2 separate regions of the Homo sapiens genome follow, and region 1 is linked to region 2. A link is a loop called in an ENCODE intact Hi-C map of the cell type or tissue named here. Cell type or tissue: heart left ventricle. All regions are shown on one strand. Links, peaks and the distances in the headings refer to the core of each region. The heading gives the core; the rest is flanking DNA.

Region 1 (15,302 bases), core at 3,234-11,233, 370 kb before region 2:
TTATAATTCAAGCAAGCATGTTAATTAGGCACCCTCTGTGACAACCCCATCTTCAGAATTCTAAGAGTAGAGAGGAAGCTATTAATAAATAGATGTGGTTCTGAGACTAACCATGCTTTTTGTCTTCTAGATGAAAGAAGGCACAATCATTTTCAACATCTCCTTGGCGATCTCATCGAATCATGGGGCTTTACCTTGCTCTGCATGCACCAATGACTCTGTTTTGTTACCTGTTACACTGTAACAAACCACCCTAAATCTTAGTGACTTAGAACATCAATTTATCATTCTCATAATTGTGGGGCTTACCAGGCAGTTCTTCTGCTCCATGTGGTGTCTTTTGGGGTGCTGGGATAGCTGGCAGCTCCAGGGTAGGCTTCCTCTGGTGGCTGGGAGGGGGCTGGGACTAGCTGGGGGTCTCAACCAGCATCTGTAGTTCTCTTCCACATGGCCTTTCCATGTAGCTTAGCCTTCTCACAACAAAGCAGCTAGATGCCAAGAACAGTTGTATCTATTATTGACTCCATTATTTTGAAACGTCTTTTAAAGAGTTAGGTGATACAGTTCAAGAGTCAAAATTCAAAATGTGTAAGATGAGTTACAGTAAAATGTTGTCCTTCTACTACTGTTGCTCAGACTCCTGTTCTCCTTTGGTGATTTGTATATCCTTCAAAAAAATTTTAAAAATATGTATATAAGCCAATATACTGAGTTTTGTGTCTTGCTTAGGAAAACCATCCCACCCTAAGACTATAAAAATTTTTCTTCTTGAAGTTTTATAGTTTTTTTTTTCCCCATGGGTATCATGATGTGAGGCCAGGATTGGTGGACTTTTCGGGATGCCAAATAATTGTTGTTCACTATGCGGATGGTCCATCAGGAACTTCGTAGTTTCTTTTTTCCTCAGTGCCGAGGGTCATCCACATGTGTCACAAGGTATAGTCAAAACAGTTTTCATAATTGAATCTCCAGTGGAACTTTCCAACCTGTGTCAGAAAGAGGAGATCAGATGAGTTGGGGCAGCTGGACATTTTCATTTCCCTAGTGAGGGAAGGAGAGTGTCACAGGAATTAGAGGAATCATAAGCTCTAAGAATCTGCCCCCTCCTGAAGGGCAGGTAGAGAAGCCTGGGAAACTTGGAGTAGTGACTTGACTTTAACTCTGGTCCCATGAATTGAGAATTTCAATGTGACCTGAGCTTGTTTTTGTTGCAGGAGAATGCACTAACCTTTATGAAGTATCCACTATGTATTAAGTGTAGTGCTTTGGATTTTATATGCTATTTTGTTTTTTCCTCATGAAAAGTTCAAGTTTTATGGGATTAGTCTTATCTCCATCCAAAAGATGAAGAAACTGAGATGTGGGAAGTTATTCTAAAGCCTCAGCCCTTTCCCAGTACCTCGAAGGCTTGCAAATTAATGGTACAAAAGGTATAAAAAGGTTTATAGAATTTATGAGACTCAATTATTTTTAAGAACCATAAGCAGCATTCATTTGTTGAAAAGTAAAGTGATCTTCGCAACTAGTTTTTTTTTTCTTTTTGAAAATAAGAGCCAAGGAAGAGAATATTCAAATTGGCTAGTGTGCAAGTAATTTCATTATCCAGCTTGATGTGTATGTAGGGAGCCAGGGCATTCAGGTGAGTCAGATATTCTGATTTAACAGTGGGTGGCCCTGTGGAACACACACAGATTGTATACTTTCCATAAAAAGAAAAAAAAATACCCGAGGGACTAAAGCAAAAAAGGGACTAAGTAGAAAAAAAAATGTTGAGCTCTAGATATGTGCTAACCAAAATTTAGCATTTATTTGACAATACAGGGGTTTCCTTTTGATATGGTTGAACTTCACATTCATTATTATCAATCCTAGTCCTATGGTATGGTGCCTGATTTTACTGGGCAGACCTGCTGAGGGGGGCTATCTGGAAAAGTTCCTGGAGGGGATGGAGAAGGGCATGGGATGGAGAGAGCAGGTAGAGGTTCACAGGAGGGCTCTGCCTGGGCTGAGGAGTGAGGCTTCAGCTGTGGTAACTGGCAACTTAGCTTCCTGATTCTCTGATGGTGACCTCAGGGACTGAGAGATGTGAGGAACATTTAAGAGAAGCCAAACCTCCTGGGGGGTGAACGGCCTCCTGTTGGCCATGAAGTAACACCATCTCCTTTGATAGGCAGAGAAATGGCTCTTGGTGGAAATGAGATGGAGGAACTGCATGACTGGCTGCGAGGGAAACAGAGGAGGTAACAGTGAACTCTGGATTGCAGAGGCCTCATGGATCAGTTCTGAGAGGGTCTCTCCAAATATTTCCAGCTTTTTTTTTTTTCAGGAAGAATTCCTTTGCAATGTAGGTGCCTTGGGGAAGGCAGCCAACCAGGTGTTCATGCTGAGTAGGAAATGGGAGGTCAGGGCAGTGAGGGAGGATGGAAGGTGCACCAGCTTCTGTGATTGACTTCATCAGGATGGCCTCACAGGGACATGCCTGTGAAGACCTAGGGAAGGGAGTCATGGACTCTGCTCCCTGACTGCAGATATCCACCCCCACCACTGCTTACCTAAGGCCTGCCCTCCTCTATGCCTTCCTTTGACCTAGGCTTTATCTTTTGCCAAGATAGGAATATTTCCTGAGGGCCTAAATATTAAGCTCTCATCATAAATACCTTGGATGGGATGAGGTTGTCATGGTACTTTTCACAGGACCTAGTGGAGAGGGCATGGGGCCCAGGGTAGACGAGCTTTATAAGGTCCTGAAGGAGGAGAGGGGACTGGCTCTTGTGTGGGCAGTGGGGGGTACTGGGGTGACATGCTGTGTTAGAGATTCAGTGCAACATGGGGGTTCTATTGACTGCTGGGGGAACTAGAAGCCCCCAGAGAAGGGGTAGGGAGGGATCAGGTTTTCACCACTTAACAAGGTGGTTTAGAGCCCAGGGCAGTGAAAGGTTGTCTTCCATGAGCTGGGCATGCCTCAGCCAAGGCAGAGTTAAAGATCCTCAGCAGAGGTCGGAGGTGAGCAAGATGAAAGCTACACAAAAGCTGAGGCAAGGAGGAATAATTAGCTTCTGCCTTTCCCTCCTGCTGCCTGGCCTGATATTTGAGGTGACATTTAAAGCCATTGTACAGATGTGCAGTGGAACTGTGGCAGAACGAAGGCTTTCTGGAGCCTGTGGAGAGATGAGGCTGATTTCTCAGCCTCCTGGGTGGCAGCTTCTCACCCCTCCATGTGGGGCCCTCTACTGGGCCTTGAGAGGAGAGAGGCCCCTCTGCCTTCCAGGTGAGCATACTCTAATGGGGGACTCAGAATCTCCCTCCCTATTGGACTCTCAGGGTGTTGGGGGAGGTGGGGTACGCACTAGAATTCAAGATAGTGACACGAAGCTGGTGCTGAGGGTAGGAGAGGAGAGCACGGACTGAAGCGGATGGATCACCATTGCAGAATTCTCTGGGGAGCTTGTTAAAAATGCAGGCCTCTGGGAGTGAGGCCTTGTTATCTGTATGGATAACCAACCGTCTAAGGTGATTCTGCTGCCCATTAAACTTTGAGAACCTCTGAGATAGAGAATGTGTGAGGTTAGCTGGAAAGGGCCTCTTGGGAGGGTGGACTTGAATTTCAGTGTCTAGATGATACTTACTTGCTGTAGATACTGTCCTCAGGTGTGGACCTAAGAAGCCCGTTCACCTGGGGACACTAAGCTGTCATGGGAGAGACTGGCAGGGGTCCAACCCACCCTTGAAATGGTATCCCTGGGAATGTGTTGCCACGGGTTCCACTCCACCACTTGGGCGCTAATCGCCAAGGGGACAGAAGTGGTGTGGGAGGTGACTGAGGATGCTGTCTGCTGGAGTGTTTGATTCATGTTACAACTGAAGCACAGCTTGCAGGTCAAAATGGTAGCCGGGTGGAGCCCGCTTGTTGGGGCAGGGTGAGGGAGATCAGTATGTCTGTGGACGGTCTTCACTTTGGTTTGCAGATACCAGCAACTATGCTACCTCCTGTATTGCCTTCACTTGCCAGATAGGTCCATGTGTCTGAGGAGTTGGGCCAGTGCTGCTGAGGGGACAGTGGCCATTGTCGTCCCAGGAGATGAGTGGGAAAGATTTGGGATATGGTTGGATCTCTCCTCCCTCCGTGCTGCTTGCCTTCTGCTCTATACACTTGTGCTGGCTTTATCTGATTGGGAACACAGTGTTTTCAAGTTGGGGTGGGTGAAGAGAGGGAGAAAGAACAGTGCCAAGGAAAGAAGAAGGAACATCGAAGAGAAAGGAACACATCCATGTTGTGATATCAAATAACTGCTGAACATCCGGATGGGCATCAGCCCTCTGGAGTGGATGGGCTGTTGCTGGCCTGGTGTCACTGCCTGTCCCTGGAAAACATGTCTCTGTAGCCAGCTGGGTGGGCTGGAGGAAACACGTGAATGGGAATAGTTGTGCTTGCTTTGACCATGATGAAAGAAGGAGCCACTGTGGAAGCATTGTATAAGACAAAACAAAAACAACAACAAAAACCTACTAATAAGGCTGTGTCCTGGCCAATATCCTTTCTAATTGCACTGCAGTTAAATGGCAATGCTGACAGTCTCTTGGAACATTTTATTCAACTTCTGGAGGGGCTGCATTTCAAGTAAGACTTATGAGGCTCTGTGGGAGATGGAGAAATGAGCAGTGGTGGGCTGGGGAGCTCCAAGGAGCCCAGCCTGATGGGTTGAAGCCAATCTTGAGTAAAACTCCAGGCTGAATGGGTTCACCCTGGGGCTGACCCAATGGGCATTGCTTATGTTCTTAGGTCTGTTTGCGGGGGAAGTGCTTGCACCCATATTATTCTTGACAGTCTTTATTCCCATTTTCTCTGCAAATGAGACTGTGTGGAATGTTTTGCCCTTGATTACTGGAGGGAGGGGAACAGAGCCAGCTTCTTTCTCCAGCCCCAAGAATGAGGCTTGTAGCACTAGCACCATTAGAGCACTCTCTGGGACTTTCTGCCTCACAGTCAGATGCTCTTCCCCTGCCCCTCTCTGTCTAGGTCTCCTGCCATGATGCGAGCCTCCCGTTTCAGATTTCTCCCAAGTTGTGTTAGAAAAAGCCTTTTTGGCATTCTTACTTGGAGATGCACTCTCTCTGCAGTTATAAGTCAGGGGCCAAAGAAAAAGATGAAAAGCCCTTAGTTAATAAGTGGCCACATTTGGACCCTCCACTCAACCTGTGCCCATGGCATGTCAGCACTGCCCTGGAGGGGCCTCCCTCAGGGTTCCTGTTAGGAAACAGCAGTGTTTCCCCAGGTCCTGCCCTACTGTGAGGGCTCCCGTATCTCAGTGAAACGTGTCACAATTTCCCAGAGAATCTCTTAGTGCCCCAGAAACTCTCAGGGAGGAGACAGATGGGCACCTACGAGTTATCTGACCTTAAACAAGTTATTTAATCTTTTGGAACATGGATTTTCTCTTCTGTATACTGGAGAAAGTGATTCCCATCCTACAGACCTTGCAGGGCAAACAGGAGATGATAGTTATGAAAGTACTTTGTGAACGAAAAAGTACTGGCCACATGTGAGCGATGGATTCTTGTTACTCGTGAAGGGAGAAACACCGGGTTACTTCTCTCTGGAGGGAGGAGGAGGGGTTTGCATTCTTGTGTTAACTACACACTGGAGTCTTGTCCATTTAAGGTAATAAGAAAATAATGCTAACAGAGCCTGAGAGGTAGCTTCTTGGGTGGTGATGTCTCTGCCGAGACCCAATGCTGCCGTTTAAGAAGAAACCACAAGGCAGTTGGGGGGCAGGGGCAGGCGGTGGAGGTTGTGACTCTGCTTGCTTTCTCCCTCTCCCTCCTTGCTCCTACCCCCTGGACGTGCCTCCTCCCCAGTCTGAGTTCTTCAGAAATCTGCACCCTCTCTCATCTTGGAGGTATAAGTTCCAAGGAAGAGCTGGTGCTGAGGGAGACATGCCTCCAGTTGCCTGATGGAGACCAGGAGGCCTGGGAGACCACCATTCTGTTAGGACAGTGAGAAGGCATTGCTGGCATGGCCTAGGCTGCACAGAGCTGTGATGAATGTGCAGATGGCTGTTGGGTAGTTTTTAGGCTTGGAGAACAAGGTCATCCTAGACCTGGGGACTCCTCAGGTTTCATTTCAGTGAATAGCACTCCCAGTCACCTGGGTCACAGGCTGGCCCACTGTAAGAGGGGCTGTGATTGGGCAAGGACTGGGCACCCCGTCATGCCCCAAAGGCCTTAGACAATGCCCAGGGGCTGAGGTCTCTGCAGCTTACTTTTCTCCTTGCCTTGAAAATAACATTGTATCAGGGACTCAGATGCCCTTGCATGTTCATTTGTCTAGTTAGTAATCACTCGAGTAACTGCGAAGTTCAGGGTTCTTTGAGGGACACAAAGATGGAGTTTATGGGCAAGTAAGGGAGAAGAGTCATATACAAAGGAGAAGGTGGAATGAAAAAAATAAAATATAAAGGAAGGAAGATCAGGGAAGTCTGCCTGGATTCTGTGGCATTTGAGTTATTTGTTGGAAAAATTAGGCGGATTTGGCCATGATGAGGTGGAGAGTGGGGAGAGCATCCTATTGGCAGGAAGGGCAGGAGCAAAGTCCTGGGGATAGAAAACCGTGGGATGTATGAATGTGTGGGGAACTGAGAGTCTGGCAAGAGGGAGAGGGGTTGAGAGGTAAGGGAGAACCTTCTATCTACCAGTATCTACCAGGTGCAACACCAGAAACATTATATTCTTCTTTTGCTTTGAGGCTCACAAATACTGTTCTCTCTGGTTTACAGAGGAGGAAGCTGAGGCACATGGAGCTGAAAAACTTGATCCAGGCCAGGCAAGTATTAAGTGGCAACCAGGATTTGGACCCATGACTGTGTGACTTCAAAGCCCATGCTGTCTCTACTATAACAAAGGTTCCATGAAGGGACGTAGGGAAAAAGGATCTGTGGCCTTTTACCAGTCATGCAGGTCCTGCAGTCTTGGGCAAGGAGAGCCAGTGGTCCCTACAGTGAGGCAGTGAGGCAGTAACGCTCCCAGGCTCCTGGACTGGCCTCAAAGTCCAAAATGGCCGAGCTTCTGGCTTCCCATCCCATATTCTATTGGAGGAGCCACTGGCCTCTGGTGTGGGAGGTATGGAGGCCAGGATGGCAGGAGATGCTGGAAAAAATTTAAGACATGGACTTGACTGTGGATTTTCATTCTCAAGACCACTGCAAACCTCGCGTCTTTGCGAAAACCCTTCCTGACTCCCTCCCACGCATCTCCGACCTCCCCTTGGGTCCAGGCAGGCTCGGTCTGCACACGGCGTTGTTCTGCACTTGTTCCTTTGTTGCTGTGAAACCGGCTCCCGGCACAGTCAGCCTCTGTGTGGGAGGACTGGTGGCTGTCTTTGCAGGCAGGCATTTGCTTAGAGCAGGCTGTGTGCGAGCCCAGCGTCAAGTGATTCCGGCCTCCTCGAGTCAGCGGTGGTGGGATGAGGCTCTGCCGAGGGGACTGGCTGTGAAGGATGAGTTCAGGGTGGGATGACGGACCGCTTCTGGGACCAGTGGTATCTCTGGTATCTCCGCTTGCTCCGGCTGCTGGATCGAGGTATCCTGAGTGTGTGTATGCTTGTATGAGAGACTGAGAGAGATAAATACACATAGAGACATAAAGAGACATGCAGAAAGACACAGCAGAGAGGGGAGGGGGGTCAAGAAGAGAGAGAAGGAATGAAACAGAGGCAAGTAGCAAACCCATGGAAAGTAAAGAAAGGCTGTTTTTCTGGGGACATGTATGACCCAGCTGGGAATCGGGAGCACAGGGTCATTTGGGGAGCATCTGTATAACAGGATCTCATTTCTTGCTGGGTTTTTCATCAAGCTCAGTACTCTAGTCAAATACAAGTTAAGCCCTGTCTTGCAGGGCTCTTGATAGAACTCTCTGAGAAGCAGTGCAGAAGGAGAATGATTCCTGCAGTAAGAAGCTGGGGGCAAACAGACTCAGGCTCAAGTCTCAGCTCTGCCACTGACCTTAGCCTGATTTATGTGACTTTTCTGAGCTTGTTTACCCATCTATAAAATGGGCACAGTAAGACCTATGTGCTGAGGTTGCTCTGGAGCTATTATTTAATTCATACATGTAAAATATATAACATCATATATGGTGCACACAGTAGGTGCTTAGTAAATACTGAGTTCCTCCCTATGCACCTCTTAGCTTCACAGAACTATTACTACCTATCCTGAGGATAGCTCCCTTTTTTGATTATCTACAGATACAGCCGGTACAGAATTTGCAGTTAGTGGAAAGAAAAGAGAAAATCAGTTTTATTTCTCAGGTTAATCTGACCTTAATACATTTTATCAAATATTAATGCAATTAAAGTCTTCTGATAATGTGACACAAATCCAGATGTTCTTTTGTAAGGAAAAGCCACTGTGAACTTGTTTGGTAATTGATTTTTTAAAATGTTGAATATTATTTTTAAAAGCTTTGGCTTCTTTAAGAGGTTTTGGCAAGAATGAGATCAAACTCCTGATGGAAAAGATGGCCCTGGGGAAGCCTTGCTATACAGCCCAAGGTGTATTCATCTCTGTGAGGAATAGTCTTGGTGTGCCGGGAGATCAATACCAGGTGGAAGCAGACAGCTGCACAGAGCAGGTGAAACAGGGCCCTTATCAGGGGAGAAATCAAAGATGGAGGAAACCAAACCAGCACACACTAAAAGCAGTTTCTCACTAGCACCGAGAAACAGGCCAGTGGGAGCCCAGACTTGAGATGAGGGCGTTAAGAAGGGCATCAGAACTTCACACTGATGAAGATTATAGACTGGGAGAAGGGAGAAGAGACCACTAGATGTGAATCCTCCTTATCTTTGTGACCTCAGGCAAGTTGCTTAACCTCTCTGTATCTTCTTTCCTTCATTCGTAAAAAGGGGTGATGATGATAATGGTAGTACCAACTCAGAGGGTTGCCGTAGGGGCTAAGTGAGAAACTACAAGTGAAATACTTATCCCAGTGCATGGCACAAACAAAGTACTCTTTAAATGGTAGTTTTCATTACCAAGGCAGTTAATTCTCACTCTCCAACAAACATCCTGGGAAAGACAGGAACAGGTGGTATATAATAACCGGGAACTAAGAAAAGTCCAATTAAGAATGGTTAGAGGCTTAGAGACAATTTATACTTACATGAATTTAAACAAGATTCACACTACCATATGATGCTAATTATAAGAAGAAACTAGATGTTAATGTATAAGCTATAATACTACCAATTTATTTTTATCTTTTAGAAATGCTTGAATCCATGAGTCACAAACTTAGGCTCAAGTTCTGGCTCCATTGCCTTCTAAGTGCCCTTGAATAAATGGCTAAGGGTAAGGACTTAAAACATAAAGGGTCTTGTTTTCTAGGGCTATACTTAACCAAATTCTCAGTTTGTTAATCTTAAAAATTGGAATATTAATAATAATGCCTACATCATAGAATTTGGGGGAAATTTATTGTGTTAGTGCATATACAGTGTCAGGCGTTTTGGAAATGTCAGGTTAATGAATTTATGGGTTGATAGATTAACCTGTCACCTTGGATAGCAAAAGCTGGTTGCAAGAATTATGTGGTCTTCCATGCACGTTTGATCACCACATATGGCTGTAATTTGAAAGTTTATGTGTATTTCTATCTATAGGGTTTTCCTTAATGTGAAGTTTTAGACCAGTAGCTCTTGACTGTGTAGGGTGTCTGATTTCCAGGTGTTTGGAGGTTGGGTGTTGATTATGTTGCCCAGTTCTGGTTAATCAGTATTAAAGTATTACACATGTGTGCATACCCACATCCATATTCAAAAAGAATTTTCAGTTATAGCAACTTTCCTCTTGTAACGAATGTTACCTAACATTGCATAGAAAATGGCATGCTTTAAAGTGGCATGTTAGGCTGAGCTAGCTCATTGAAAGATGCTCAATAAATATTTGTTGAAGGAATGAATGAGTAAATGAATGAAAGATGAACCTGCCTTTCTGGGCAGTGAACAGAATTCCCTTAGATTTGATCTTTCTTAAGTGTAACAGAATTTAGCTCCTTTGATCTGTTTGAAGATTTTATATCATTTTGCCCTCATCATTGTCGTGCCTTATGTCATCTTGAAAGTAACAGGCCTCAAGAAAGTAAGGAGGGGATAGGAAATGAGAAGTGGGAACTGATGAGTTTATCCCAGGAAATTGAAATAATGGATGAGCTGTATGCTGGCCTGAGTCACTCACTTGGCTGTGACTGGAGGATAAGTGAATCTGTGATTTGACACACCTAGGAAAAGGCAGGAAACATTAGAACACATCATGGAGCTGAAATAAACTTTACAAAGAAATAACAGCGTAGGCTTGATGATTGCAGACTAATCTTTTGTCTCCCCTATCACTGTTCAGCTAAGGGTAAGGATTTAAAAAATAAAGGGTATTGTTTCTAGGGCTATACTTAACTATATGCAAGAATTTATTTGACAGTGTACTACCAGCTTGTTCAGACATTATTTTGATGATTTATTCTCCTTAATAATAGATGCTGTTTTTGTGGTGTTTGTTACTGGGCGTTTGCCAATTCTGCTGATTGTATTCTGTGCTTATAGACGTTGACTAAGGAGATGGTTGCTATGGTGGGGACTGTCTATCAAAAGAAAAGAGCTCATAGAGATAAGAAGCATGAGTTGTATATAAAAGAAGTCACATTGCTTTTTGTTGTTGAGTTTTGGTGTATTCATGGGGACCTGACAAGTAAGGTAGGGGTTTACGTTCCTTTGTTTACATGTAATTTTTTTTGGTAATGGGAAGAATGAAAGACTGCTGCTCTTTATTCACAGAGCATCAGGCAGTGTTTCCCAGCATGTGGGAATGTCCACCACTGGTAGTACATGAGATGATTTTAGGTGATTTACAGATGTTTCTTGAGCTTCTCTTGCTGGTCACTGCTTGGCACAGTCCAGAAGACAATCTGTTTTCCCCGATGCCTGCTTCTGTTGGGCTGTCCACTCCTGCCCCACCCATTCACTGTGGGCCCTCCTTAATCCCACCCATTCCTCAGCTCTCTCTTCGTTCCTACCTCTGGTCTCCCTCTTCTCCTTCTGGCATCCCTGCCTGGGCCTCACACTTTGCCCTGCCTTAGTTTCTTGGCCCCAGTATGTCTCCAGCCTCCCTGGCCCTCATGCCTATTGTCTGTCCCTTGTGTTCTTTCAAGGCACAGCTTTATGCTACCTGCTACAAGTATCCCCATTCCCTGGCATTTCTCTATTATCCTCTAACTAATTGCCCAGCTTCCATCCCTTCTTATGTCTGTGCTGGGCCACCTTCGCCCCACAGATCCTGTGTCTCCAATCCTGGACTTGCGCCTACCTGTCTTCCTTGCCTCTAATCCTGAGTGCCTTTCCCTTTCAGCCATGATCTTCTTTTTTCTTTTTCTCCTACCTTTTTATGTCACCTTGCAGTCCACTAATTTCTTTTATAAAGAAGCATAAGTAAAAAAGAGTCAACTTAATATCAAGGAAACAACAGTGTAGGAGGTATGTGGATATGGTTAAAATAGTGACAGAAGTACAAAAATTACTGATGTTTGTCATTATGTCAGCATCTCACATGTTGAACTTAAGTGATATGCTGAATTAGGCTTCTAATTTCTTCTTGATGCTTTTAAAAATTGACACATAATAATCGTACATATTTACGGGTACACGTGATATTTTGTTACATGCATACAATGTGTAATGATCAATTCAGGGTACTAAGGCTATCCATCACCTCGAACGTTTCTTATTTATGTTAGGAACATTTCAAATCTTCTCTTCTAGCTATTATGAACTATACAATATAGTGTTATTAATGATTGTCACCCCACTGTGCTATCAAACCCTAGAACTTACTCTTTCTGTCTATATGTTTGTACCCATTCACCAACCTATCATTGTACTGTTTACACCGTAAGATGAACTTTTTTAGCTTCCACATATGAGTGAGAACATGTAATATTTGTCTTTCTGTACCTGGCTTATTTCACTTAACATAATGACCTTCAGTTCCATCTATGTTGCTGCAAATGACAGGATTTCCTTTTTATAGGTGAGTAGTATTCCATTGTGTATATATAACACATTTTCTTTATCTATTCACCCATTGATAGACACTTAGATTGATTCCATATCCTGGCTATTGTGAATAGTGCTGCAGTAAACATGAGGGTACAGGTATCCCTTGATATACTGATTGATCTCTTTTCTTTTGGATAAGTACCCAGTAGTGGGATTGCTGGATTGTATAGTAGTTCTATTTTTAGTTTTTATGAGAAACCTCCATACTGTTTTCCATAACAACTGTACTAATTTACATTCCCACCAGCAGTGTATAAGAGTTCCCTTTTCTCCACATCCTCACCAGCATCTTTTATTTTTTGTCTTTTTGATAATAACCATTGTAATTGTGGTAAGATGATATCTCATTGTGGTTTTGATAGCATTTCCCTGGTGATTAATGATTTTGAGCATTAAAAAAATATACCTGTTGGCCATTTGTATGTATTCTTTTGAGAAGAGCCTATTCGGGCCAGGTGCAGTGGCTCATGCCTGTAATTCCAGCACTTTGGGAGGCCAAGGCAGGTGGATCACCTGAGGTCAGGAGTTCGAGACCAGCCTGGCCAACATGGTGAAACTCCATCTCTACTAAAAATACAAAAATTAGCTGGGCATGGCAGTGCGCACCTGTAATCCCAGCTACTCAGGAGGCTGAGGCAGGAGAATCGCTTGAACTAGGGAGGCAGAGGTTTCAGTGAGCCAAGATTGTGCCACTGCACTCCAGCCTGGGCGATATAACGAGACTCAGTCTCAAAAAAAAAGAAAAAGTCTATTCAGATCATTTGCCCACTTTTTAGTGGGATTATTTGGGTTGTTTTGTTTTGTTTTGTTTGCTGTTACGTGAATTCCTTGTATATTCTGGATATCAGTCCCATGTTGGATTAACAATTTGCAAATATTTTCTTCCATTCTACAGGTTGTCTCTTCACTCTGTTGATTGTTTCCCTTGCTGTGCAGAAGCTTTTTAGTTTCAACAAGGGTGCCAAGAACATATATTGGGAAAAGGACATCCTTTTCAATAAGTGGTGCTGGGAAAATGGGATATCTATATTCAGAAGAATGAAATTAGACCCCTATCTCTCACCCTATACAAAAATCAGCTCAAAATGGATTAAAGACTTACGTGTAAGACCAGAAACTATGAAATTGCTAGAAGAAAACATAGGGAAACCCTTCAGGATATTAGTCTAGGCAAATATTTTATGGCTAAGACCTCAAAAGCACAAACAACAAAAACAAAAGTAGACAAATGAGATTATCTTCTTGGGACTGTCAACATTCCTGTAGCTACCACAAAGTGTTTTGGATTCTGGACCAGAAACCAGCTGTTCTCACCTCTCAATGTATGCTAGAATCATCTGGGAACTCTTAGAAAGCGTAATGTCCAGTTCCTCTGTTTCAACACCCCCACTTCCACCTCCAGCCAATTAAATTGGAATAGCTGGAAAGGGGGCTAAACACTGGCATTTTAAAGACCTCTGTAGGTGATTCTAATGGCAGCCAGAGTTGAGAACTGCTTGTTGTCATCCTTTAACATGGATGTCAGAGAGTAAGGGCAAAAGGAACTCTGTTGCAAAATAACAAAATGAACGAAAAACAAGTCACTACATGGGAATAGTAAACATAGGAGAACACATAGAACATTGCTAAGGAACAAACTGTGTAAGAACGCAATCTTTTGGATACACCTCATGCAACTGTCTTTACAAACTTCAACCATTTTCAATGACTTTCTAGATAAACCTTGACTTTCCTTCATATTCCCAGAAAAGCAATTGACCTGTGTCCCAGGAGGTTGTTTGGCCTCAGCTTGCTTTGGGTTTATTGCTCTCAGTTCAGGCTGCTGAGGGGTTTGGAGGTAGGGATGGTGGTCTGTCACTGTAGATGTCAAAAACCTTTCCTTCCTTGGTTAGTATAACTCATACTAGGAAGGCATTAGGTGGGCATTGTCCATATTCTGCCAGAATTAGAGAAAGAAAAATCGTTTTCTGCCTTCAGGATAAATGGGAGGTAAGGAGAATAACTGTTTTCAAGGCTTCATGGTGTTGGGCTCTACTTTGACCAGGAATCTACTTGGGTTTGTCACTAAAGTTCACCTCTCCCTGTCTGGCCATTCTTTGTTGTCTCAACTTTCAAATCTCCCAAACATTCCAAGTCAAGGATTGATTCTGCTCAGGTGCAAGAAGTCAAGAGGCAGCTGGACCTCATGGTCTTGGTTGTCAGGGTACCCTGATCTTTGTGCTTTCCTTTTCCTCGCTCTCATCCTCACCATGCCTGCAGCCTTTTTCTGGCTCCTCATCTTCTATGTCTGACAGATACCCTGTCTTTGACTTGCTCTGTCATTGGCTTGCCTGCTGCTCAGCTATCTGCACAGCTCTGGCCCCTAACCAGGTCAGACTTGGTATCTGTGCTTAGGCCATCTGCTTGTAACTGGTCCCTAGCCTGCCATGGACTCTGGATACCCACTGTGGTCTGGCTTACCCTGTTCTTGTTAACTATTGCATATGTGTGCCCAGCATGATGTGTGGGTTCTTTGTGCCAACCTTTATGACTTGTTCCTTCTTTCTTATATTCAGTGGGAAAAAGAAGAGAAAAGCACGCAGCATGTGTATGAAAAGCACATTGGGTGATTCTGCTGTGCTAGGGTTTTTCTAATTAGAGGAGTTTGTTTTAATCACCTTCTCATTTGAGCCAAATATTCAGGTAATACATAAAGAAGTTACTTTAAATTGGCTTTTATAGTCATCTATGTATATATACCTATTAGAGTTATTTAATTGGCTTTTGGCACAAGATCACTTTACTAAAGGGACCAGGCCTCTTGTCTAATAAAGAGTTTGAACACACACCCGTTTGAAACACCATCACAGAACAATTCCCTGTTGTTCTATACCAGAGCCTCACCAGCAACCTTCATATTTTCTTGTGCTTTCTCTTGAAATGCCCCAAACCTCCTCTTCTTATAGTTAATCCACATTCTTTTCCCTCCCAACCTCTTAGCCCTGATGTCCTCCAGAAAAATATCCCCTGACTGTACCTGGTTCCGTTCAGAGACTCGTGGTCACTAGGTGCATGGCTAGTGTTCTGTAATTCACAATGTGCTCCTGTGGGTAGTAATAATACATACCTCAGGAGGTTGTTGTGAGCCTTGAAGGAGCTAATATGTGTGACCCGTGTTTGGTACCAGTAAGTACTCAGTAAGTATGTGCTTGTTTTCTGA
Region 2 (15,302 bases), core at 4,269-12,268:
AATTCCTCCTTTTGTAAGGACATCAGTTGTTAGATCCAGGGGCCACTCTACTCCAGTACTGCAGTGATACTGTTTCCAAATAAGACCAAAATCTGAGGTATTGGAGGTTAAGACTTCAGCATATGAATTTCAGAGGCGTCATAATTCAGCCCATATCTGGGAGGGGGATGAGGGGACTATACCTGGCCAGATCTTCCTCCTTGGTTCCTTCTGTGACAACAAATAGCCAGAAGAGATTAAAGGATGGGTGGAAAATAAAATGGGGTGGGGATAGCAGAGGTAAATTGTGAGGAAAGACAGGTAAAACTGCAGGAAGCGGATGAGAACAAAAGAACAATTCTAGAAAACTTAAGGCAATAAAATCAAAGGCAAGTTCTCAAAGGCCGTCAGTTTATGTTCCTTCTGATCTCCCTTCTGTCCTCATTTCATCGCAATCTACAGCTCATTTAATCATGGAATGTTTCCTGAGCACCTACCATGCACTAGGCATGTTGCTTACGTGATCTTGTTTAATACTTGCAGCAATTCTGTGTGATCAGCTATTTTATAAGTAAGGAGTCTGAGACCTGGAGAGGCAAGTCCTACCTCTGGTTGTAATTCAGTTCCTATCTGTCTGACTCCAAAGCTTATGCACTTTTTACTCTACCAATAGAGTTCAATTCAAAGAACAGAAAAATATAGAATATACCACAACGAGGCCATGTATCGTAAGTTTAACAATTGTCTAAGCACATTGTATTATTTAGAGGCCCAAGGAGGAAGAGAACCCTCTCTTTAAAGATGCATAACACAGACTTCTCTTTATGGGGGACTGAGAAGCAGTCACTTATTACTAATTTATACTGTGCTTATGGTTGCACGTTCAGTTTTCTACACATCCGTTTATGCTGTAAACAAGTCCCATTGGAAATAGTACTGAAATAGCTGAGAGGATAATCTAGGTCAGAGGTCAGCAAACATAGACCAAATTTGACCTACCAACTATTTCATATGGTCTATAAACTAAAAATTATCTTTTATATTTTTAAATAATTGGAAGAATTATCAAAAGAAGAATATTTTATAATGTGAAAATTAGATAAAATTCAAATTTTAGTGTCCATAAATGTTTTTATTGGAAAACAGCCACACTTATTTTTTTTTACACATTGTCTATGGCTCCTTTCACATGACAACAGCAAAGTTGAGTGGTTGTGACAGAGACCGAATTGCCCACAGAGATTTATTATCTGGCTCTTTATAGAAAAATTGCTAACCCCTGATCTCGGTGTGTTGGACCTCTTTTCCTGGCTTTGAAACCTGGTTTATTATGATACTAAGAACTGTTTTGGTATATATCTACAAACTCTACTGAACAGAAATCTTCATTCTGGGAGCTGTAGGAGAAATGTGGAAAGCTGAGATTCAAGCTATCTAGTTTAGTTGGTGAGACAGAATATGAACAGTCCTACATGCCTGTACTCACATGAATATCACCACAGAATCACAAGTATTAATAGTAGGACTGGGGTGGAAAAGGGAGAGAGAATATGGACCTAGCTGAGCACAAACCTGCTAAAGGGTTACAGGGCCAATGGTCAGGAAATATCACAAGTATCATAGGAAGATACTTGTAGGAAAGGGAAGGAATTTTGAAGAAAGGAAAAGACCTGTTGATGAAGTAGAAAAATAAGACATTTAAGAATGTCATACATGCTGGGGTGGGGAAGTGAAGTTTGAAGGAGGAGAGACATTATATCTATATCCAAGTAAAAGCCCATTTGTTTCCTTCTAGATTTATTATGGCTGAACTACTCCAGACAGAGAAGGCTTATGTAAGGGATTTGCATGAGTGCTTAGAGGTGAGTCTTCCAGTAATCCGTTCACAGCTATATTGGAAAAATGACATCCTTGCCAGCATCAAGTCCTCAATTGGAATTTGGTGCTATTGGTCTTCTCCCAGAGAGTAATGAATTAAAAAGTCAACAAGAGGAAATCTTTCTCCTAAAGTCAACAATAATTACATGAGAGTTTAAAGTACTTTTGAAAAGAAAGTTTAAACTTTTCTCAGACTGGAGCTAGACCCAGGAACAAGAAGTGTGTAAGGCACTTCAATTCAAAATAAAACCATGACACAGTCAGTGAACTTAAATTGGGTCTGAAAATCTGCATCCTGACCCCCATAAAAGTCCACACACATTTAATAAATGACAAGAGACTGTGGAGTTTGTGTTCTTGCTAAAGTTCAGGATAATGAAATATTCAGGTTTTATTTCTTTCTCTTATGTTTACTTAACACGTCACTTTTTAAACTCTGCACGCATTTACAGTTTGAGTCTTGCCCCACAAGTTTGAGCACCTGTGTATTTTGTCTGTATTTTATATGGCCTGCCAGACTTGCCAGTGATGAAACTGTTACTGTCTTACAGACCTACCTGTGGGAAATGACCAGTGGTGTGGAGGAGATCCCCCCTGGGATCCTCAATAAAGAGCATATCATCTTTGGCAACATCCAAGAGATCTACGATTTCCATAACAAGTAGGTTTGTGGAGGGTCTCAGAGGTGCACACTTAGGCCGTAAAAACCAGACAACAGGGTTCCCAAGAAGTGGATCAAAGGCGATTGGTGAATCTTATCTGGTCAGTTTTCTAAGGCAGTTGCTGTCAGACTTCTTTTTTACTCACTCCCCTTTCTCCATAATTGTCCGAAAGTCCTAGTGGAGAGTAAAGTCAAGTATTCAGCAGTGCTCCTCCCCATCTCTCCTCAACATCCTCATTTATTCAGCCAGAATGAATAGCAGGCTTTGAAGAAATAAAAGTAGCTTCTCCTCATTAAATCTTGTGGGAAATCCTGACGTTAGAATTCATCTGAGGCTAACCATTCCACCTTGTGATCTTTAGGTTTTGAATTCCATTGAAGTTTTCTATCAACCTAAATATTTCCTCCATCCTCATTTTATTTCACATTTCTTGACAGTTTGGAGGGAAGGATATCAACCGATACTCTGTTTTGTTGGAATAAGTAGAATTGTAGAGCCCTAAAACTTCACAAGTCATTGTTTCCAACTTGATTTAAGAATTTTTCCCACACCATACAAAACAGCATGTTCCATGGTTAACAAAGGATCAGCAAAAAAATTGGCATGATAAGTTACATAACCAACCAATAGAAATAACTGTGTTTCCAAAATACAAATAGAATCTCAAGACACAAAGAAGAACATGGGCATAAAGTCTTAGAGCTCTCAGGACCCTGCTGCAGAGCAGTGCTGTGCCAGGCTAGCAGAGGCATTTACTGAGTTGTGTAGGTTTGCTGGAGATAGAAGGGCCATGTGTACAGGTGTAGCAGCCACCCTGAGGCAAGACTCCAGAATAGCACTGTCCCATGGAACCTTCTGCAATGATGGAAATGTTCTATATCTGCAGTGTCCAATACAGTAGCACTAGATATGTGTGGCTAATGAACACTTGAAATGTGGCTAGTGCTACTGAGGAACTGAATTTTCAATTTTATTTAATTTTAATAGATTCAGATTTAAATAGACCACAAGTAGCAAGTGGCTGCCATATTCGATATCTCAGCTCTAGAATAGCCCTGTGCTAAGAATGACCAAGAGGCAAGCAAGAATTGGGTGTAAAATGATCCTGGGCTGTAATAGGTCCAGATAAGGGGTGGAAAGTCACTCCTCTCTCTTCACCTCCTGGTTATTAATTCCTGGTATGTCATCAGATGGCATCAGTTTAAAGAGAACATAATATATGTAGCTCCCATGGCATGCAAACCTTGTGAGATTATTGAAGCAATACGCTCTGGGGGAAAAATAACTGTTTGACTTTCTGGAATATGTGATATAAGTTCCCAGTCTTTTGTTTTTTTAATCATAAATTTTAACACGATCCATTTGGTTTGTCTGGAAATTTCCAGATGTAGAAATATCATGTCCTCATGCTTATCACTGATAAGAGCCCAATAAAACTATTTGACCATTGATCCCAAATTCCATCATCTGAGCCCAGCTCAGTATCATCCCATCTCCCTCAGGATATCTGAGAAGACATCGGACTGGCAAACGGTAAGTCGTGTTACCTTACTTTTCTGGCTTATGGTCTCTGGGATTTACTCAACAAGTCTCACTTTCCCCATGTTCTTAGCCAATTGACTAACTACGGAAGCCTAGAGATCACAGCACGCACTTTCTGGGAGCCCTACATTTGCCAATCAGTTTATAAGGGGAATGAATATACATTTCCAAATTGATCACTTGTAACAAAATAGCTAACATAATCATGCCTCTTATTCTGCTGTCATGATATCACTGGTAAACCATGGTAAACAGTTTTGTAGTTTTCTAAATAGCTGAAAATCTACCTACCAGTTACAATATATAGTTCTAAGAAATCCTTTTAAAAAATCAAATTAAACCATAGAGAATCTCGCATGCTGTAAATCGAGGAATAAATCCAACTATCAAGAACACAGCTACCCAGCACATATTATCGAGTTAGAATATTATGAAGAAAGAAAAAGAAAATAACAACTAGCCTCTCAACAACCAGAGAAGATGCCACAAAAATTAAGTTCTTGTCTTTTCATAGAAGCATCTTTCTATCCTCCCTAACAACCTCTTTACCTCTTGATTATATAGTTTGTAAGCCCACAGCTATTTAGAAACAGCAAACAAGAATCAAGAACTTGAGTGAGTAGTGGGATACCAGCAGCTGTCTAAAGAAGACAAACTGCAAAAACAGTAGGCAATAGAACCAAAAAAAAAAAAAAAAAAACCTCATAGTGGTCAAGGGCTACTCAGTATTGGTGCAAACCATTCTGTATCCCACCATAGGGCCCAATACAGCCACTGTGTTACAGCATAGCATACTTAATATTAGCAGTAACCCTGAGTCATGAATATGTTCCGCACTAAAGGCAAATAACTGTACTGCATTTAGAAAGCTATTGACCAAAAATAAATTAATGGTTTAATTATCTGCAATTTAAGGAAATATCTAAGAAAATCAAGCTTCATATTAATTTCCTACAGGATCTGTGGGCTGTCTTTACTGTACTCATAATGTATGCTTTCTGCTTGTGTCCTACAAATTTTGATTAATGAAGAAAACATAACACCTCTAAAATCTCTAGTAAATAAGAGATAGAATGGCAGTTAGCCAACTTAGAAAATGCAGGAATTGTAAACTCTAAGGGACAGCTTAGAGGGGAGAACATCTTTCACTGCATAATCAGGTACCTGGCACATAAGTAAACATTGAGTAAATATTTGTTTGGTAGGTGAATGCATGGATGAACAAACTGAAGATAAAATTACTATTTGCAGACTTATGGCTAATACCATTCAAGTCATAATTTAATCTTTTGTTTGTAAAAGTCTCAAGACAGAGAAAACCATTAGGTATGATTTTTTCCCCATCACTACAAGAACCATCTGGAAGAGCAAAATAACTTAATTTCTACATGAAGGAGTTTCTTGGAAGCTTCTTACTGGCTGGACCATGCAGTTGTCCTAATACTTATTTATTCTTCAGAAATACTTGTCCGAAATTGTCACTTCTGAATATGAAAAAAAATCAAAGGATGCTTTTTAACCCCAATTGTTTGTATTATTCCAAAGTTGCAATTAAGCATTGTCTAACGGAAACATGCTCCTCTCATTTCTAGTGCATAGCTCAGGTTATCTGCCTGTAATCCAGAGAGAGCCTATGGGAGGGAGAGCAGGAGGAAGGAATATTGGGAGATTGAGAGATTGAGAGAGAAAGGGATTGAGATTGACACGACCTTGCTAACTTAATTAGCTAAGTCACTAGAAAATTAGCACCTAGACCAAGGGTTATGTGGTGAATACATATCTTAACTAGATAGTATTGATCTGTCTAAATGGTGTCACTTTGAAAAATTGCAACCAGGATTAGTTCTCTCTCTTGCTCTGTGTGTGTGTGTGTGTGTGTGTGTGTGTGTGTGTGTGTGTGTCTGTGATCTGTCTGTCTCAAGGACCTTTGTCTTTATAGGTATTGAATGGGGAAATTCCCCAGCACCAAAACTTCTTTAAAGAACAGTTTAATATGTAGAATTTAATACCTGCAAACATTGGCTTTAACACAAACCGGAGACTGAAGTGGAATGATACTTCGTTTTGCCCTCCACTCTCCCCATTTTGCACTACTTCTCTTTCCTACAGAAATAACTATATAATCATGAAATTTACTTATCTACACAAGACTTAGACCTATTTTGATTGCATTTTATAAGCATTCCTGGAGCACTCAGACAGGAGAATATATTCCATTAGTAGATCCCTAGACAGTAATGATTTTGTTAATGCAGTCTTCCCATTTTGCCTAGCATACAACTTGTAATTCAAGAAAATAATTTGTTTTCAGCTTGCTGTTATTAGATTTGCAACTTTGCTGTGGACAGCTTTTTGTTTAAAATGCTCATCACCTTCTGTTAAATCTGAACTTCTTCCTTTTTGGTTTTTTGGAGATAGGGTCATATGTGAGTCTGAGCAATAACATTTTCATAAAATCTCTACTCCCAGCGCTCAGAGGGTCCTCTCAACCATCAAGTACAACCCTCTCCATGTACAGACAAGGAGACAATCCCAGAGGAGTCGTTACTTGCCCAGTGTGCGCCCCTCCCCTTTCCTTAAAAGTGAGGATTTAGATTCCAGGGCTTGGTCTCCCACTTCAGCACTCTCTCCCCTTCTCTCACTCCCTAGACCACCAATGGTGGCTGCCACATCTGGCTGGTTTAATTCATAGTGAAACAGCTTCCATGTGGATCTTAGAATTTGATGAATATTTCTACCCATTTCTCCCAGAGCTATGTCATTCTTGTGCCACACCCCTACAACAATTACCTGAAATAAATCAGTTTTCAGCAAGGTCTAGATTTTCAAATTAGGGACCAACCACCAAGGTTAGATGCCCCTTCTGCACACTCCCTCCCTCCAGGCTTGGCTGGAAGCTATTAGATTTGGCCTTGGCCACCAGCCACTGCCCTCCCAACCTGGTGTTCCCTGCTCCGAAGGAGCAGGACCAGAGATGTGTGAGGTTGAACTGGGAGCACTGACCAGGCCAGGGTCAGCCAGGAGCAGTGAGGGGTGAGCAGCAGGGGTAAAATCGAGGCTGGGGAATTTAGGGAAGGGCACCCCAATGAGCGACTGAACCACAGCCACATTTCAGTCAACTTCCCAGAGTTCCTCCCTTGGGCCAAAGGTGGCTAGATTGGAGATGAAGCTGGTACCCTGTGATTGAACCCAGCCTCTGCCCTCTGGGTTCTGAGAATGACATATCTGTCTGCAATAAGGGTGGAGGTGGGCACAAGTGGAGCACAAAGAAAATAGCCTCAGTTGGAGAGTAGGAAAGGCCTCATGGAGAAGGGGGCATTTGAGATATAATTTAAATAAGGGGTGGGATTTTTACAGGCAGGGATGGCTTCCTTGATGATGGAATAAAGTTTGAACAAAGGCCCTGCAAGGGAGAAAAGTGGTGAAGTCTAGCAGGGAGGTTGAGAGAGGCAATAGGGGGTTTGGGAGTGGGGCTCCATCCTGGGTCATGGGAAGCAGAGAGAGGTCTCATTGTCGCACTCCCAGGTAGGCTGGGTCTTCTCACATCCATGTCTGTAAGACGAGGAAAAGAAAGGAGAGGTGGTGGGCAGAGATAGTGCAATTCAGAAATGTAGGGAGAGACAAAAGGAAAGGAGGAGAGAGAGCTAGGTGGATAGAGGATAAGTGAGAAAACCATGAAGTGGACAGATAATAAGGAGAAAGGAAGAGATAGAGAAGGAGAGAAGCAGGAGAGCCAGAGGGAGGCAATGACGGTGGGAGGGTGGATAGGTAGGTAGGGTAGGTAGTCAGGCAGGTAGGTAGGTAGGTAGATCCATCTGCGGAAAGAGGCCCTAGGGAAAGGGGAGGGGATGAGGAGAAGGAGATCGAGGGAAAGAGATGGATAAAGACCTAGACCTTCCCAGAGCTACCATCCTGTTGAGGGAGAATGAGCAAGGTGGTGTTTTTCAAACCATTTTTATCATGAACCAAAGAAAAAGACTGTACATTATGCCCTGATATACGCATGCATATATGCTATATATAACAGGGAAGTTAAATTTTGAAAAACACCTGCATTATGTGTGATGCACTGTGGTATTTTGTGTTAGGCTCTATTTCTTCCTCCTCCTCTTTTTTAAAATTCTGGTTGCCACCCATAAATTGATTTTACAACCCCTTGAAACACAAGGGGGGGGTTGATCCATGGCTGCACGGCAGAGCGCTAGCTCCACCAGGTGGTGAGAGAAGGGATGTGCAGTTCAGGCCACTGGGGAAAGGCCGCCCTGTCAGGCTGCTGCTACCTTTTCCTCCCTCTTTGCCCCTCCTACCCCTTCCCAACACACACACCCTTGCTTAAAATGTGCATGTTCTATGCTTTCTAAGCTTCTTCCCCCACTCCAAATGCCTTTGGTGTTAGTGGTTTCTCACGTATGGAAAATCATAGAATTATCAAATATAAAAGCCCGAAAGAAATCGTTAAAGATAATCTAGTTCTCCCTTGCTCTATAGAAACTGAAACTTACAAAGGTTTATGATCTGCCCAAACCAAAATTAGTGACACAGCCAAAGAATCCAGCTGTCATTTTCTTAATAGTCAAATGTTAAGGAAAGAGGAAGGGGAAGGCCTGTTGTGATTTTTCTTTGGTCCCCAAACGCACACTTGAAGAGGTAACTTGCAGAACCCATCAGAGGAGCCCTATACAAATGTAGCTGTGGTCTTGTTACTGTTGTTTGTGTTTTCAGTAAGCTATCAACATTGGGGCTGATTATAGACGTTAGGGAATACCCAAAACAAGACAAAGTCTAAACACTTCGTTTGGATGTGTCAAAGTAATGTTAATTTTTGTTTTACACACTAACTTCTTAGCATCCATGCCTGGTTGCTAAACACCACCTTATTGGAGATGAGTAACATTAAGCATAAGATTAATCTTTTGTATTTTATTTTAACATTAAACTTGGTATATATCTATGCAAATAACTTTATTCATCTGATCACACAAATTAGACAAAGTTAGAAGATATTGGCAAAAACATATTCAACAGGTAACCATGCAGCAAGGTAAATTTTGCTGCTTGTGGTTGGAGGCTGAGAGTGTGATGTGCTGAATGGGCGTCCAGCCCTGCAGACCTTTCCTCTTCATCCCTAACCTGAGCTAAAGTGTCAAGTGTGAAATGAAGGGACAAAGCCAGGTGCTTCTCATGGCTCAGCCTGGGTGATCCAACTGTGCTGGAACTGTTACATGAAAAATCCAGCACCTTTCCCTGAGTGTACATGACCCTCCATTAGTTTAATACCTGCTCCAGTATGCTAACCGGCTATCTTAGCCCCTATGGTCTAGAGCCTCTTATGTTCTAGGCTCTGAATCTGCCTGGTCATTAATGGATTCTTTAGAAATAATCTCTAGCTCTACTTGCATGAAGGCAGTTACCCAGCCTTGCTTTGAAAAGAAGGCAATGTCCTGGACTTCCTATAAATACATGAACCTCACACCTTTCTCCCCACCCCATTTCCGACTTAATTTTTAAATGTATGCTCCACGTTGTTCCTCTTTTTCCCGTTGCCACAACAGGCCCCTTCCCCTATCACCACCTCTGGCGTTCCAACAAGCAAATGCACATTGACATACAAGGTCATCAAATAGTTATTTCCATTTAGATGCAGACTGCACCCTTGATGTAAAGTCTGTTTGCTGACAAGATTGTGCGCTCCTTAATGAAGGATACACTTCCCCAGAAGCAGTGAGATTTTAGACCAAATTCATCTTCAGAGAGAATAACAGAACCAGTCCAGTACCTTTGAAATAGTGCTGTTTCTATCATATTTAATGACAAAACTCAGAAAGCTTTCTGTTAATAAATGCCAGCAGTTTCATTTCCCAGGATTGTGTACAAAGCCAAAAGGAAGCATTTTCCTCATAAAGTAACTGCATAATATATTAAATTATAATAATTTAATAGAGTAATGGCATTGCCTTGATCTTGACATTTCTTTAAAAGTTTTATTCCTTTCTGAAAGAACCCCAGACATTCACACAAATGACTTGCTTTGCTCATTCCTTCACAATTTATTACATGTAATTATTGGAGTAGTGAGGGCCAAATTGCTGCTATAGAACAGCTAAGGTGAAATGTTTCATCATTTGTGAAGAGAGTTGTGAGCTGTTTTGCTTTAATTTGAATTCATCATGTCTATTTGAAGTAAGTAGAATAATATGGATCAGACTTACATAATCTGTCATCTTCATAAGCTTCCAATTAAGAAGTAAAACAGAGTTTAATATTGCCACTTACTTTCAACATTTACATTGAGATGGTAATGAATATCTTATTCAAACTTATCAATTGGTATGCCTGGCACAAGCTGAATAGGTTTTTTAAAAAAAAAAATGTTCTTAGCTTTCTCCCCCTAAATTAAATCCTATAGAGCCGATGTAGGATTTGCCATCTGGAAGCATCCTGGAATCTAGGACAGTTGCCTTTAAATGCTCATCTATGGACTGGATGTGTGGGAATTACCCAGGAAGCATTTCTAAACAATGCATTTGCTCAGATAGTAACCCCAGAAGGCAATGTACAACCAGGTGTGGGACCGCTAACTAGAGTTTTCCAAGAGTGTTCCTTGAGACAAAGTCTGATACTCGCCCCAAAAGTGCTGCAAGCACAAAGAAGTTTGAGAAGCACTGCATATTGTATTTACTTCAGAGGTTTATAGTGTAACTCAACATATTATAGGATTTTGGAAGTTCTTCAGCAAAAAAAACCACCTTAGCCCAACATTTCCCAAACAAGGTGACCTTGGAATCTAAATGTTACATAATAACCAATCAAGATTTTCCCAGGATATGGTTTAGGAGAAAGTAACCTGCTGCAGATTTTTCAGCAAGGGCTTGGTAGGGAGTTCCCCCTAAATATAAGTCTCCAGGAGTGGGGAAGAGGGTCAGATACATGTTTACCAAAGAGAATATGAGTTTATTAAGATTGAGAAGCACTGATCATGAAGAACTACTGTTTATTTAGTGTCTACTGTGTGCCAGGCACTGGGTTGGGTTCTTTTTACCTGTGGATTTATTAAATCCTTACAAGCACCCCCACAAAGTTTTATTATTATTATTATTATTATTATTATTATTATTATTATTATTTGAGATGGAGTTTCACTCGTGTTGCCCAGGCTAGAGTGCAATGGCGCGATCTCAGCTCACTGCAACCCTCCGCCTCCCAGGTTCAAGCGATTCTCCTGCCTCAGCCTCCTGAGTAGCTGGGCTTACAGGCGCCCACCACCACGCCTGGCTAATTTTTTGTATTTTTAATAGAGACGGGGTTTCATCATGTTGGCTAAGCTTGAACTCCTGACCTCAGGTGATCTGCCCACCTCAGCAAAGTTGTTATTTAAAGATGAGGAGGATGAAGCTTTGGAAGACCCTTTCACAACTGTGACCAAGTGTGAATGCTGATTCTTTAACTTGTGCTCAGTTGTGGGAGGGGAAGAAAGTCAGACCTGGGGGTAGGCAGATGGGTGAGCTAGTGGTAACTGCTGTTAAAACCTTCATTTTCCAGCACTTTGGGAGGCCGAGGTGGGCGGATCACGAGGTCAGGAGATCAAGACCATCCTGGCTAACATGGTGAAACCGTGTCTCTACTAAGAAAAAGACAAAAAAATTAGCCAGGCGTGGTGGCGGGCGCTTGCAGTCCCAGCTACTCGGGAGGCTGAGGCAGGAGAATGGCGTGAACCTGGGAGGCAGAGCTTGCAGTGAACAGAGACTGCGCCACTGCACTCCAGCCTGAGTGACAGAGTGAGACTCCGTCTCAAAAAAAAAAAAAAAAAACAACCTTCATTTTACAGAAAGGCATTCCTCATGAAAATTATATGCTGTGCATTTAATTCTGGTTATAGTATTTTTGCTTCCTGAGGATTTTCAAATTGTGCATCTTCCCATAGGTTTTTGGTAGCTGCTATCACAAAAGTCAGGGTGTTGCTCTATTGAAATTGATCAGATTTTAAATAAAATTGCCAGCACTGTCTTTCTATCAATGATCAATTCTTTAGACATAATTATCATTGTTTACTTCAAATTAAAGTGACCAGGCCAATTATCCTTGGGTCATAAGTCAAGGAATGGCTCTCCCTGAGTCATCATGGGTATCCTTGCCACTTCTGACACAATAAAACAATTTTTTATCCTGTGTGGAATGTCCTGATCCAGGCTGTTTTACCATTTCTTTGGCTACTCTTAAGGGAGAAGGGCCCAGGCTGGGCACGGTGGCTCATGCCTGTAATCCCAGCACTTTGAGAGGCCAAGGCAAGAGGACTGCTTGAGCACAGGAGTTTGAGACCAGCCTGGGCAACATGGCAAGACCTCGTCTCTATTATTATAAAAAATTGTTTTTAATTTTAAATTAAAATGTGTGTGTGTATATGTGTGTGTGTGTGTGTGTGTGTGTGTGTGTACCTGTGTGTGTGTATATATATGATGATGAGGCAGATTGATTCTTTTCTCAACAGAAAAGTATATTTCCCTTTGGGTCTTAAACTAAGTTTGATCCTCAATTATAACATTATATAGCACTTTTTAAAATTTGCACTTTAATGGTCATATAAAGTACATATTAGTTTAAATGTGTCACTTGTAGTTCTTTAAAAGGTAGCAACAAATATGACACTTTATTGACTTTGAGCACTACATATTTGCATTTCTGAAGCCCAAATATCATTATAATTACTCTTTGATTCAGGTCAGAATACTCTAAAATCACCTATGTAAGGACAAACTGGGTACAGCTAGGAGTCTCCCAGATTTTTTTTAAATGGCTTTTTGCTTATCGCTAAAGCAATGCTCATTTGTCGTAGAAAAAATTAAATTGCAGATGGACAAAGAAGTCATCTATTATCCCATCAATTATTGTTAGCATTTTGGCTTTCCAAATAGGACTTGCCAAACATCTTTAATTGCACATACATATTTTTAAGCTCCAAACAATGTCATTCTATGTCACGGAAGGAGGAACACATACAACACATATGTGAAATCCATAACCACTTGTAATTAATTATACTGCCAAAATGCGTGGACAATAGAAGCTAGGTAAAGTTAGTCAAATAACATTTTTCCCTCTATGGTACAGGTAAGTAGTAGAGTAATGCAGAACCACTTTATATCGTGTATCCTTTAATTCAATTTTTGAAGGTAATGTATTGTCACAGTTTTAAAATCAAAATTAGATAGAAAAGTAAACATTGAGAAGTGTCACCCACCACTGTCCTCTATTCTGTTCCTTCACCTGCTTCCCTGTGGTAATGTCTTTTCTTAGTTTTTTGGGTTGGAAATAAGAATACGTAATTCCTACTGAGACAAAAAGTTGCATGTTCTACATATTCTTCTGTACCTTTTTCCACTTAGCTTCTCCCAGAGTTCTTCCATATGAAAACATAGAGAGCTGTGTCTTCTTTTCATAGCTGCATAGTATATAGCTCTGTGGATGTACCATAGTTTAAACGCTTTGTTCTTTACAGACCATCTTTTGCTTGTATAAACAGTGTCACAGTTAATACTCATGTATATACATCATTTTATATGTGTAGAAATAGCTACAGGAAAATTTACAGAATTCAAATTGCAGAGTCAAAAGATAAGCGCATTCATGATTTAATCGGTACTGTCAAATTGTTCCTTGTAAAGATCGTAGCATTTCCACTTCTGTCACTATGTGTCCCCAAAGCCTCATAATCACTTTTTATTTGAAAAATATTTTGTTTTTTACAGCAAATACCATCCTAATAAAGCATGCTGGCTTGTTAGAATTTATATCCTATGAACCCAAACCAATGATTTAATACATTATTTTGAAGTCAGTGTAATTATTTCTTTATTATTTATTAACGTGGAAAGGAGCCATGGCACAGATATCCACACTGGTGGATAACAGTTGTAATTCAATTCAGCTTTGGAATATATTGTGAATTTTTACCCATTAAGTTTTCTTTCCTAATGGTGTCTGTATTATAAAACATTGTTTAATACATAGTTTTTAGTACAAATTGGCTACTGGTGGAAGACAGAGGCCAAAAATTAGAAAGAGGCCAGTGTAGGCTGAATTTTTTTCTACTTTATCTCTAGGATAGCGATATTTTATTTTGTTTCTTTGAAATATCTATATTATTTAAAATATTTATGATGTGCTTAGATTACTTGTGTAAAAAAGTAGATTCTTACTTGCTGATAAAAAGTCCAACACAAACAAAATATTTTATTATTTACTTTCACTTCTAGAAGTGTTCACTCCGAGAGAAAGAATATTATTTTAAGTAGCACTAATTAATCAATTAACATACATTTTAATGAAATTAGTTCCGACATTAAAAACTGCACCTCACCATCTATCACTTAGACAGTAGAGAAGCCATGTATAAATAATTGAGAAGTTATGGTTGTGCTGGCCTCAGTGCAATCCTCTGGGGGGTCAGCTGCACAGAGGTGTCTGATTCAGTCTTTTTCTCCTCTTGCAGCATCTTCCTCAAAGAGCTGGAGAAGTACGAGCAACTGCCTGAGGATGTGGGACACTGCTTTGTTACCTGGGTAACCAACCTGAAATCCTTCTCCCACTGCCCATACACATGGCACCACTCTTCAGTGCCTGACCTAAGGACTGGAGTCATTGCCAGTCTCACACAAGACCAGGGGCTACTGAGAGGGACCATGAGTAGGTCTGAGAGAAGCCTTGGGAAAAGTTCTTAGACATCAAGATTAAGCTCCATCTTAAGCTGTCTAAGAACTTTCTAAAATTGTGAGGTTGGAAGAGTGGAACAAGACTACCACCCCTGGCAGAGGAAATGTGTCAGCTCAGTCCATTAGCTATTGTTACAGGATATGGATTAGGGAATTAGAACTTTAGGAAGCCACCTAACCATTTAAAAAAAATTTTTTATCTTTAATTTTGTGGATACATGGTAGGTGTATATATTTATGGGGGAGACAAAATATTTTGATACAGGCATGCAGTGTGAAATAAGCACATCATGGAGAATGGGTGGGGTGTCCATCTCCTCAAGCATGTATCCTTTGAGTTCCACCTAACAATTGGTTACATTTTCTTCTTTAATAGGGAAAAACAGATTTTTTGGGTATCCATCCCAATCTGACCCACAAGATGAGTGACTGTTCATCCTCCTTCATGCTGTTATCATGGGCCAAGTAAAGGGGCTGAATGTACCAGATTCTAATTATATAAACTGAAACGTTAGTCTTCATTGGCTCTCTACTC

Evidence for each region. Peaks named below come from ENCODE experiments on the same cell type or tissue, not always from the same donor. Only the 100,000 strongest peaks of a DNase experiment are listed, where the experiment ranks them.
Region 1: it touches region 2 in a loop (2.1-fold over the local background); 5 of 110 quality-filtered maps call a loop at or near these places.

What each region holds. Positions count from the first base shown.
Region 1 is chr3:124,087,330-124,102,631 of GRCh38, forward strand. The region is part of intron 1 of KALRN (kalirin RhoGEF kinase); the gene reads left to right. Among named protein-coding and RNA genes, the nearest start is that of MIR5002, 38 kb to the right of the region's middle. In heart left ventricle, for the core only: no CTCF peak of the experiment used is centred there; a DNase peak (open chromatin) is centred at 7,432.
Region 2 is chr3:124,460,116-124,475,417 of GRCh38, forward strand. KALRN (kalirin RhoGEF kinase) reads left to right here. Exons shown (of 60, transcript NM_001388419.1): 24 at 1,775-1,841; 25 at 2,409-2,518; 26 at 14,548-14,617. Among named protein-coding and RNA genes, the nearest start is that of MIR6083, 93 kb to the left of the region's middle. In heart left ventricle, for the core only: a CTCF peak has its summit at 8,280; a DNase peak (open chromatin) is centred at 8,286.